Linked DNA regions of Homo sapiens: all the other regions are linked to region 3. Evidence: chromatin contacts called from ENCODE Hi-C data. All regions are on one chromosome and are shown on one strand. Each heading gives the region's core, a stretch centred on a gene start or an enhancer-like site at or near the end of the contact. The rest is flanking DNA. Distances are from core to core; before and after follow the strand shown.

The links. A loop is a pair of places that touch in the nucleus more often than their neighbours do. Pooled maps may share reads with other maps.
Region 1: a loop to region 3 is called in a pooled map, with 12 times the contacts of the local background. The contact joins two enhancer-like sites. A Hi-C loop is called at or near these places in 6 of 37 single-sample maps with no recorded cell type and 10 of 50 pooled maps.
Region 2: a pooled map shows a loop between it and region 3 (2.4-fold over the local background). The contact joins two enhancer-like sites. A Hi-C loop is called at or near these places in 1 of 37 single-sample maps with no recorded cell type and 2 of 50 pooled maps.

What each region holds. Positions count from the first base shown.
Region 1 is chr13:77,514,832-77,518,643 of GRCh38, forward strand. No RefSeq gene overlaps it. Among named protein-coding and RNA genes, the nearest start is that of SCEL, 19 kb to the right of the region's middle. Within about 2 kb of position 1,545, at least 2 of the 41 ENCODE cell types and tissues checked have a DNase peak (open chromatin) inside an H3K27ac peak, as active enhancers do.
Region 2 is chr13:77,541,995-77,545,907 of GRCh38, forward strand. All of the region lies in intron 1 of SCEL (sciellin), which reads left to right. Among named protein-coding and RNA genes, the nearest start is that of SCEL, 8.2 kb to the left of the region's middle. Within about 2 kb of position 2,602, at least 2 of the 41 ENCODE cell types and tissues checked have a DNase peak (open chromatin) inside an H3K27ac peak, as active enhancers do.
Region 3 is chr13:78,019,625-78,023,646 of GRCh38, forward strand. The region is part of intron 2 of LINC00446 (long intergenic non-protein coding RNA 446); the gene reads left to right. Among named protein-coding and RNA genes, the nearest start is that of LINC00446, 8.8 kb to the left of the region's middle. Within about 2 kb of position 2,732, at least 10 of the 41 ENCODE cell types and tissues checked have a DNase peak (open chromatin) inside an H3K27ac peak, as active enhancers do.

The DNA of each region.
Region 1 (3,812 bases), core at 295-2,794, 510 kb before region 3:
GGTTGAACAAGCTTGATCTAAATTGTTTCAGAATCACTTTACTCATACCACTACAATAAGTAAATCTATTAAAAATACTTCTGGATTTATTTGCAGTTCTCCATTCCCACTCCTTGCATACTCCATAAATATTATTTTAATGAAAGAACAAGTTTCGAAATCACCAGCATGGGACTTCCATCTACTGTTGGCCAAGACTATACATTTAGCATGAGAATGGGAATAGTCTTTACTCCAAAATTCATTGTTTCTTGTATTTGACACATTCATATTGAAAAGTGCAAATCCTAAATGACTTGTGTGTATACCAAGAGTATTTCTTTTAAAATTTGCTAACTTTATACTTTTTTTCACCACTCACTAAGTAAAAATGGAACGTTGCACCATTGGACCTTAAATGCATATTGCTAAGTGAAAGAAGCCAGTCTGAAAAGGCTATATACTGTATGATTCCAAACATGACATTTTGGGAGAGGCAAAACTATAGAGGCAATGAAAGGATCAGTAGTTGCCAGGTGTTAAGGGGAAGAGGAGAGAGAGATTAGAAGGTGAAGCACAGGAGATTTTTAGGGCAGTGTGACTATTCTGTATGATACTGTAACGGTGGATGTGTGATATGCATCTGTCAAAACCCTTAGAACTGTACCACACCAAGAGTGAACTAATGTGAACTATGAACTTTAATCAATAACAGTATATCAATATTGGCTTACCAATTCTAACAAATTCACCACATTAAACCAGATGTTAATAATGGGACAGCTAAGGGTGGGGGCAAGGGTATATTTGGGAACTCTGTACTTTCCACTTAATTTTTTCTGTAAACTAAACACTGCTCTAAAAAATAATGTCTTTTAATTAAAACAAAATAACAGGTTGCAGTTCCAGAAAAACTCAGGTGGAGAGAGTTCCTGTTTAACATGGTGAGTATTTAAAACATACCCAGCAAAGCCATTAACTAATACATTATCTATGGAGCTGAACCGAATATTTGCAAAGGTGGTTTTGTTGTGATTGTTGTTTTAACTGCTTGATTGCTTTTTAAGAACTATTGACAGAATTGGATATTTTTAAAGGTAGAAGACAAATATATTTTATTTGTCTTTCAATGACTCATCTTTAAGCTCTTTACAATACACTCCCATAGAATTGCTAAGACAGACCCTATTGGCATCACCTAGTCTCCTGCATTGTGCATCCCTGACAGCTACTATGCAGAGATTTCCTAGATTGTGTTCAATGGCCAACCTGCTGAAACTGAGTGCAAATGCTAATATGCAATAATCACCAAAAAGGAGAACAATTCAGGATTGATACACACACCAGCTGCAATTCTGCAACCCGCTGAAAGTGAGTGTTTCAAGTGCAAACTCTTGCTGCTTTTCCTTGAGCCTCCTGGTTCTCTAGCTGTGGAGTAACAGCCTTGGTCTCAGGACTGACTTTAGGGAGACAGTCTTTTTAGCTTTCCTTGGCAATGGAAAACACTGCCCAGGGAACAAACTCATGTGGCTCTGATAGGTGGGTCATGTTATGTTTCAGGGCTGTTATTAGTAAGAACAAATGATTCTCTGCCCTTGCATCTTCATTCAGTACAGTGATTTCCATTACATTAGATTGAGTCATTAGATGAGTACATTAGATTGAGTCAATTTCCTCCCAGATCCTCAGCAAAACTCTCGAGCCAGTTCCTTACTACTTGGGGGATGGCTTGCCTGACTGAGCGCAGCTTTGGTGCCCCTGTGTTCTGGGTCTGTGTGTCCTTGTTGCTTAGCGCCTAGATATTCTGCTCTGTTAATTTCCCTTGGCTTTGAAGGGAAGAGAGAATAGCAGTCTAGAGGGAGCTGGCTTTGATGGGAAGTATGATTTTCAGGTAGATTTCACTGTCTCATGCAATCGTGTGATTTATGTCATTTCCCTAGTAACTATTTCTGGTGACAGCAGTCACTTCTTCATGCCAGCCATTTTATAGATTTTATGAATGCAAAGGAATATTATTTAGCTACTTATAATAACAATCATATGGGTTATTATCAATTTTAAAAATGCTAATATGTAATAATCACCAAAAAGGAGAACAATTCAGGATTAATACACATGCCAGCTGCAATTCTGCAAAAATTTAATTTTATAATCATAAGATCAGAAGATAATTTGGTGAGAGAGTTTAGAATCTAATAATGTTCGTTCATTTCCTTTTTTTCCATAGAAGGCTCTGGTGTGATTCAGGCTTTGCTTAATTTTCATGTAAACCTGGAAATATGGAGGAGGAGTGGCTCTTGGAAATTCTGACTTGGAGACTCTCAGGCTTATTTTCCAAATAAGTGTGAAAAACTGCTGGAGATTCCTTCCTCAGGCCAGACCCATACTTTCTGGGCCACCTTGTTCAACTTGTTTAAGTAGATCTAGAACACTGGAAATCTTTCCCTAAGCTTCTGTCTCCCTCACCTCTCACATCCAAATTCATCACCATCCACTACACCAGATCCTATGGATTTAAACTCCTTTAATATATTTCAAATCATTCATCTTCATCTCTTCAAGTCATCACCCTAGTTCTTGCTAATATTATCTCTCACCTAAAATGCTGCACCACCATCCTAAATGATTGTGCTAAACTCAGGCTTACCCTCTTTTGCAATCAAGTTAATTTTTTGTGAAACTTGCTATAATGGAGGTAAAACAAACACAGTAAAATGTTCAAATTTTAGTTTTGTAGCTCAATCAAATTTTGCATGCATGCCTATCTATAATTACCATTTAGATCACACAGAACATAGAGAAAGCCAGAAACTCCCAGTGTGGGCCATGTTGGGCTGTTGCAATTCACTGACTCCAGCCAATGGGAAGAGGAAAGAGTCTGATAACGTAAGGCCCAGCATGGTCTCAGCCTGTGTTCTGTGGGAGGAAAATTAATGACATGGGCACACCCAACTAACATGGCTGGGAAATGTAGTTCTAACTGGGTAACCATGCACCCAACACATTCTAACACCATGGAAGAAAAAGAAAATAGACTGTGATGGACAACTACCAGCCTCAGCCACAATATTATTACAATATTAGTTTTTCCAATCCGTCAGACATTTTTTATCTTGCTATATATTTAGCACTTCTTTACTTTCTTCCAACACAGTTAAATAATTTTCTCCACAGAGTTCTTGCATGTTTTTTGTTAGATTTCTTTCTTGATGTTTCATAGTTTTGATGCTATTCTAAGCACTATTTTTGTTTCCTTTTCTGTTGTGACTTACATATAGAGATGCAGATTTTTGTATGTTTATTTTATGCATATATTTTTAAAACCTGACTTAACTCTCTTTTAAATTCTAAACACTTTTATGGATTTTTTGGGTTTTCTATATATACAATCATATCATCCATGAGAGATGATAATTTTATTTCTTTCTTTTTAATTTTTTTTGGGAGGTCTGACTGTACTGGCTAAAACTTCCAGTAAAATGGTGACTGGAAGAGGCAATAGTTATCATACTTGTCTTATTCCTAATCTTAAAGGGAAAGGTATGAACTTTAAATACTGTGATTGATGGAGGATTTGTAGATACTTTTAATCAGATTGAGGAATGTTCCATCCACTCATACTTACATGATTATCTCAGTGAACTGAGTGGATGCTGAAGTTTTTCCAATGCTTTTTCCACATTCACTGAGATAATCATGTAATTTTTCCCCTCATTTAATCTGTTAATGTGGTAAACCACATTAATTGATTTTGTAATGTTAAATCAATCTTGTATTCCTAGGATAAGCCCAACTTTCCTATGAAATCCTCTAGACCTAGACTTTTCTTTGTG
Region 2 (3,913 bases), core at 1,352-3,851, 480 kb before region 3:
TAACTTTTATTGGATAGCTTTTTTATTAATGAATATTAGACCAGTGTTTTTTGTAAAATGAAATAATTATAGGCCACTATTCATGTTAAAGCTTGCTGTTATCATTCTGCAGAAAAGATGGGCTGTAAGAAAAAGAGCTGGTGAGGGTTGTGTATTAAAAACCAGAATCAGGCCGAGGCAGGCGGATCACGAGGTCAGGAGTTAGAGACCAGCCTGACCAACATGGTGAAACCCCGTCTCTACTAAAAATACAAAAATTAGAGAGGCATGGTGGTGCGTGCCTGTAATCCCAGCTACTCAGGAGGCTGAGGCAGGAGAATAGCTTGAACCCGGGAGGTGGAGGTTGCAGTGGCCGAGATCACGCCATTGCACTCCAGCCTGGGCTACAGAGCAAGATTCCGTCTCAACAAACAAACAAACAAACAAACCCCAGAATCAACAGTGAGAAAATTGTATGGTAGGGGCTTTCATTTGTGCTACATTCTGGACTCTTGTTTCACCAGCAGTAAACAAGTTTCCCAATGCTAAGCTTAGATTGTGAGGTTGTGTGACTGAAGAAATAGCTGCTTTCTAACCATCACAGAAGGCTAAATGAATCTTTCCCAGCCTGATGATTTTTGGATTTCCTTTTAGGCTGTGTATTCAGGCTAAACACAGTTGTTTGTTTCTGAGAGACTATTTAAAAATGGATTTAAATAGACTTGTTAATATTTACACTTCATGAAGTACTGTTTGTTTTCCCCTTACATATATTTCTTGTACTTTTAGGTGGTAATTAGTTGTTTGATGGTTTGTTTTATTTATCTTCCAAAAGATAATTCTTCTGTTTATTGATCTGTAATTATAGAGCCCCTCTTATTCTTCTACTGAAAATGGTTTTATGGCATTTGTCCTTTTCCAGTTCCTAGGGATTTTCCCTGTTTCATTGATTTCCGGGAAACAAGTAGTGGTGGGGTTGGCACTGTTACCGCACCCTGAAACCCTCAGGACTTTTTCAGAAGCAAAAGTGAATACCACCAGGGCAATTTGCCACCCTGTGTCATTTTCTAGACCCCTTTTCTGTATTTGTTTATTTATTCTACTTTAGCTTTTTTTTTTTTTTTTTTTGAGACGGAGTCTCGCTCTGTTGCCCAGGCTGGAGTGCAGTGGCGGGATCTCGGCTCACTGCAAGCTCCGCCTCCCGGGTTCACGCCATTCTCCTGCCTCAGCCTCCCAAGTAGCTGGGACTACAGGCGCCCACCACCACGCCCGGCTAATTTTTTGTATTTTTAGTAGAGACGGGGTTTCACCGTTTTAGCCGGGATGGTCTCGATCTCCTGACCTCGTGATCCGCCCGCCTCGGCCTCCCAAAGTGCTGGGACTACAGGCGTGAGCCACCGCGCCCGGCCAACTTTAGCTTTTTTATATTCTCCATCACTAAAGAGATTTGCCCTGGGCAACTATTGACATTTGGTCTTTTATAAAGATAGTAATTTATAAAAATATATTAGAAGCTTGATAAATTGATTGAAAGATTTTGGGGTAGTTAAAATATCCAAATGTCACTCTATGTAAATCTCATGATACTTTGGTAAAATGATCAAAGAAAGTCTGCTCCAATTCTTCTCTGTTGAGCTCCACCATGGATCTCCATTGTTGCCATCTTTATGTCCATGAGTACCCAATGTTTAGTTCCCACTTATAAGGGGAAACACTTGGTATTTGGTTTTCTGTTTCTGCATTAATTCGCTTAGGATAATGACCTCCAGCTGCATCCATGTTGCTGCAAAGAACATGATTTCGTTCTTTTTTTATTTACCACTTTTTAGTCGAGTAAATTTCTTCCTGTTGACTCCTTTTTGTTTCCCGGGCTTCTGAGATAGGTACTGTGCGTCAGGCTGATTTGAGTTTGAATCCCAACTGGGCGATTCACTAGTTATGTAACCTCAGGCAAACTACTCATCTTGAGACTCCTTCCAGAAAAGAAATCTGCCTACATTTCGACCACTGCCCACATTTCCAACTCCTGCCCTATCCTTCCGCAAGAAGACTCTGACTTCACTGAAACCATTCATCATTAAGTTTCATTAAAGAACAAGTATAATAATAGTAACAACCTAAAGGCATGTAAGGCTTAAATGAGACAACACCTATAAAATATAAGCTCAAAATAGTTATTATTATTGTAGGACCCCAAATCTCAGCAGTCAGAATTGAAGTCCTTGTTTTTTTCTCTTTTCTTCCATCATCCTTTATTGTGTTAATTTACTTTCTGCTGCACATCTTTTTTTCTTTTCTGCCTTATTTCTCCTTTTCTCTTTCCTCTATGAGCCCTTCTTTAACCAATTTTAGTTTCTTTGTTCACACAATCTTTCTTAAGAGAAAGTTAGCAGGGAGTGGTAAAGACTTCGTGAGGTAAGCCAAGAGGCATTATGTCCTTGGGTGGGAAGGGAAGAGTGAGATTTTTAAAGTCTTTATGCTGAGAGGACCCAAAAGATGATGAAGATTCTAGCTGAGCTGGGAACTGGCCCAGGAAATTCTTGGCACTGGGACAGGAAGAGCTGGGGCTGAGATCAGGCTGGGGGACTGAAGTGAAAGTTGGCTCAGGGAATTCTTGGCATTGGGACAAGAGGAGCTGGGGCTCAGATTGGGCTGGTGGGAGGAGTGGCAATTGGGTCACCTAATGGACCTAAATGCTCCCAGAGGAAGTGCTGTTATTAGAGATAGAAAATACTGAAGGAAATTGAGTAAGGGCATGGGGAGATGAGGAGAAGCTGAAAAGAAGACAAAAGTAAGAAATAGGAGATGCTGATAGTTTCAAATGCATACAAAAAGAGCTACGAAAGTTGATTGATTTCATGATTCAGAACTTTAGCAGAGTGATTTCATGTAAAACCTAAAGACAAATGTCCTTGGGCAGAAGCAGTAGGCAGCAGATAAAAACTAGCTCTTTCTGGTGTTTGGCCACAAAGAGGAAATGAAAGATGGGCCAATAATTGAAAATATTTTTTCCCTCTCTCCTCAGACTTTGACGTTATGATTTTACATCATAATTTTCAACACATGCATTCAGTGCTTCATAGGTAAAGGTTTTTCTACTTCCCAGCATAAGAGAGACAGCGTTCACACATCTTTTGTCATAATATTACACTTCTAAAACACAGTTGCTGGTGTCTGTAATCAGTAGGCATATGTACTGGCAACAGCCTTTTGAAAAGCCAAGATTAGAGTTTCATCTTTTTTGTGAGAAGCTAAAAACTTAATTGGAATGAAACTGAAACGTGGCACTTAGAAATAAATCCAGTTAGCTGAACTGAGGCTACCAAAGTGTCAATATGTGGGTGTTGAGTAGATTTGAAGCTCAGGATAACCTCAGTACCTGAAATAAGTAATTCCTTTAAAGAATTACAAAACAATAAAATTTGGCTGCATTTTTTTTAATACTACCAGTTTGAGAGACTAGTAATCCCTAATCCATTCCACAAAAGGGCATTTTTAACAAGGATATTATTCACAGAAACATATATTGTTGAACTATTTCTAAAAAGAAATATCCATGTATATATAAAGTACTGTTTTATATCCTGGGGAAGATGGAAAGAACACTACTGCAGTAAAATGTCTGCGGAAGTAGAGGTCGATGAGACAGGAATGTTTACACCTTAGAGGCTTTACATGGAAGCTTCTAGAAATGGCTCTGGGGCCACCCAAAGAGGGGGCATTAGGAGATGATTTGGGTGACATGGACAATGGGTCCTAAGAGAAGAAGAGAGCAGCGAGGCTGGAAGAGGTTGTGTGAAAGATGTAGGAGAGATGCCAAAAGGGAAAGAAAGACTCAAGAGCAGACTTTCTCTGGCTTGGGCCATCTGGCAGGGGCCTTCACTGATTTGGCAGCTTGCATCTTTGATAAGAAAAATTTAATTTCCCACAGTAT
Region 3 (4,022 bases), core at 1,482-3,981:
TAGAATAATGATGCAAACAGTGCCAGACTCTTTGCATTGATCAGATCACCTCTGGAATATTGTTTTAAGTTCTAGGTGCCTTAAAGCATATGGATATATATTCATATTAGATTGCTAAGAGTTGAAGTCATGTCATAGAGAAAACAAACAAAGAATGTTTGCTGGGGTGAGGGTGGGGTAGCATTATAGCTATCTTTAAATATTAAATGATTTTCCAAGTGGAATGTGACCAAGGACTGGTATACAAGATATAAGGTTAGGGTGAATGAATGATAACTAAGCCAGAGCATATTTTTTTTAACATGAGGAAGATATTTTTAACAGACAGCGCTCTTTCAAGATGTCATGGGCTGCCTCATTAGGAGGCAAGTGTTTAGCTCTAAAGGCATTCAAGAAGATGCTGGAGGCCGGGCGCGGTGGCTCACGCCTGTAATCCCAGCACTTTGGGAGGCCGAGGCGGGTGGATCATGAGGTCAGGAGATCGAGACCATCCTGGCTAACAAGGTGAAACCCCGTCTCTACTAAAAATACAAAAAATTAGCCGGGCGCGGTGGCGGGCGCCTGTAGTCCCAGCTACTCGGGAGGCTGAGGCAGGAGAATGGCGTGAACCCGGGAAGCGGAGCTTGCAGTGAGCCGAGATTGCGCCACTGCAGTCCGCAGTCCGGCCTGGGCGACAGAGCAAGACTCCGTCTCAAAAAAAAAAAAAAAAAAAAAAAAGAAGATGCTGGAAAAGCAAATGTCAGAAAAGAAATGTCAGAAACAAATACAAGTTATCTCATTCCTGAGAAAACTATAACTTTCCTGGTAGATCCACAACTTTGGATAGGGATGGTGAAAGGTGCCAATAATTTTGCAGATGGTCTCAAAGGCAGCAAAGGCAGATCTGCTTTTATGGGTGTTTTTAAGCTGTTCAGTCTACTTAATTTGCTACTGTAAATGTTTTGCATATTTAAAAATTGGGCTTAAATTTTTTTAAAAATAACTTTGGCTCACCCTAATGAATAACTCCCAGAATTAAAAAATTGAATAGCAAAAACAAAGTAGTTGTTGCAGAGAACCATAGTCGTGGGAACCATAGTTGTCCTTGCTTTTATTTATTAGTCACATAACCTTTGGTGTATCACACCTACTAAAGTCCATGAAATTAATGTCTTTATGGTATTTTGAATGAGAGTGGTTGCTCTCCGGTGTCGTTTGATTCTTTCTCCTCTTTGAGGAGTCCACAGTATAGCCACACTTTGGAGAAAAGTATCAAAAAGTGGTTTGTCTTTTGACTTTTTGACTTCTCCTTGTCCACTTCCAGCCGCAATCATCTCCCTCCTACCAGACTCTGGGACGTGAATGTGTAATTACAGCCCATTGTCTGTGCAGCAATTATAGCCTAATTTGACTTGTTGCACAGAAAGATGACAAAAGTGCTGGCTGTCAGGCAGGGTCAGAGGTCAGCCATTACCCCACGGACTACAGGCAGCAGCCTCATCAGGATTCTGTGGAAGGCTCGTCTCTGGGCAGGACGGGTCTGCAGCTGTCTGTGCGTCTTTGCAGATGACTCTGGGTGAAAACATGGACTGTTTTCAAGATAGATGATCCCAGCGTGCAGTTTGGCTTCTTGCTTTCTTATCAAAGATGTCAAAATTGTTCTGCAGTGAATGAAGCTATTTCTTGTGCCTTCTATATAAATTTTGAGTGGGACATGTACATAACCCAGCTTTAAGATATTTTATCAACTTTCTAGAAATAAAGTTAAGATTATGAAATGGTATTTAAAAGGAATGTTAAATCAGTATGCTACATTAGTATGAAAACTCCTGTGTGTTAAATAGGATAATAACTTGGATGCAATTAAATGAATTGTATCCAGATAGAAAGTCCTAGAGACACTATAAATAAGAATCATAAAATCACAAAGTAAAACTAAAAAAGCATATCCTGTATCAGTTAACCTAGTCCTTGTAGGTAATAAATAAATATTCCTTAAATAATTTTTCTTATGTTTTGTCTATTCTACATTTAAGTCTCTGATAGTAGGCAAATTCAGATCTATTTCAAGAGAGAGAACATTTTACTGTTATTGAAAGATTCTTTAATCCCATTTTCAAATATTTGATATATTTAACATAATTGATCTTCTCCAAATTTAGACAGACATACTGGTCAAACTCATAGTCATTTCAATGAATGAAAGTAATAGAAATTATAATTGAGAGAAAATATGCTAAGTGACAGTGCCAATATTCTAGAAATCAGAAACAAAATACAAAATGGGCTTGAGAAAATTGGTTCATTTAAAAAAATATATTTAGTAAGGGCCAATCTAAGGTGGATGGGGGCAAAAAAAGTTTAAACACAAATCCAGTTAGGTACAATAAAAAATACATTTTGATGCCAATGCACTTAATAGGCAGTATAAATAAAATGCTTTTATGAAATATAGCAATGTGATATTGTAATCTAACCAAATATGTTAGGTACCAGGAAGCATTCCTTACTATTTTATTCTATAAAAGAAGAGGATTGTATTCGTTTCTACTACTCTATTTCATTATTTTATTCTTGTCAGAAAGCTGTAGTGCACTTAAGAGTTTAGGGCAGGATTTTAAGCCCTAGAAAGCCAGGTAATAATCAAAGAAAAGTCATTTTTAGGTTCCCAGGCTGAGGTAAAACATAGAAGTCAGGAAATGGTTTAATAATGAGTAAGCAAACAGGAAGTGAAAGCAGTGAGCCACACAGGCCAGCTGACTTAGATGATCATGGCAGGCTCAGAGACGAAGGAAGTGAGAATTCAGCTGTCAAACCAAGAGTGTTGGCACCAGAGATTACAGTGGGTGTGTGGGAAACCTATCATCCAATTCTTTGCCTGCAACAAGGGCATTTGAGATTCATGACCATTTCAAAGATCTGGTTGTATGGCCTAATTCACCTGATCCTTTGGGTGAATGCTAAGAGAACTGCCACCATTTCCATTATAACAAAAGTACTCTTTATTGAGGAATTGTTATATAGTGGGCGTAGTATAGGTAAACACTTACTCACTTATTCCCTTATTCTATATATGAGTACTGAGCTTAGAATGTGCCAATTACTGTGATACTGACTAGGATACAACAGCAAGTGAAAACAAATATGGTCCTTGCTCTCACAGCTAGGATGAGGTAGATATTAATTATATAATGTATATAACTTAAATAAATATAAATACACATGTAATTTAAAATGTGTTAAGTACTATTGACAATAGAAAGGGGTACTTGGAATATAGGTAGATGAAGAATAAAATTTGATTTAACGTTCATAATCTAGTAGAAGTCTCCTTTTACAGAGAAATAGGCAGAGGCGTGGAGAAGCTAATTCCCAAAGTCACAGGCCTACAAGAGGAGAGCTGAACTCTTCTGTATAGTCTTCCTGGTCACATACTAACTAAAACAAGACTCACACAAATGTAGAACTGAAACAGAAACTTAGATCTTGTATAAATTAATTCATTGATTTATTCAAATAATATTTGTTGAGTGGCAGCTCTAGGTACAGGGGACATCATAGAAAAAGGCCCTCTTTTTTGTGCAAATAAGACTTATATTTTAGTGGGTAAAAATAGATGAACAAACTGGCTACCTAAATATCAGTGATAAAAGAATAGCAAAGAAACAGACTTGTGTGATGGACAATGACAGAATGGCTCATTTTTCTTAGCAGTACCAGGAAAGGCCTCCCTGAAACCAGAACAGGAAGAAGCAGGCCCTTCAGAGGGCTCAGGGAAGAGTCTTTCAGCTAGAGGGAATTGCTTGGACAAAGGCCCTGAGAAGGGAATAGCTTGCATGTTTGAGAGACAGAAAGAATCTCCGGGTGGCAAGAGTATCAGGAAGAGACACGTAGGATGAGTCTGAAGAGACGTTCAGGGTCCAGATTACAAAGGACCTTGTGGGTCAGGGGTTTAGATTTTATTTCAGTTGAATGAGAAGTGTGGGGAAGGTCATTAAAGGAGACAAGGTGAAGAAGATGGGATATGATTTAAGTTTGTTGTT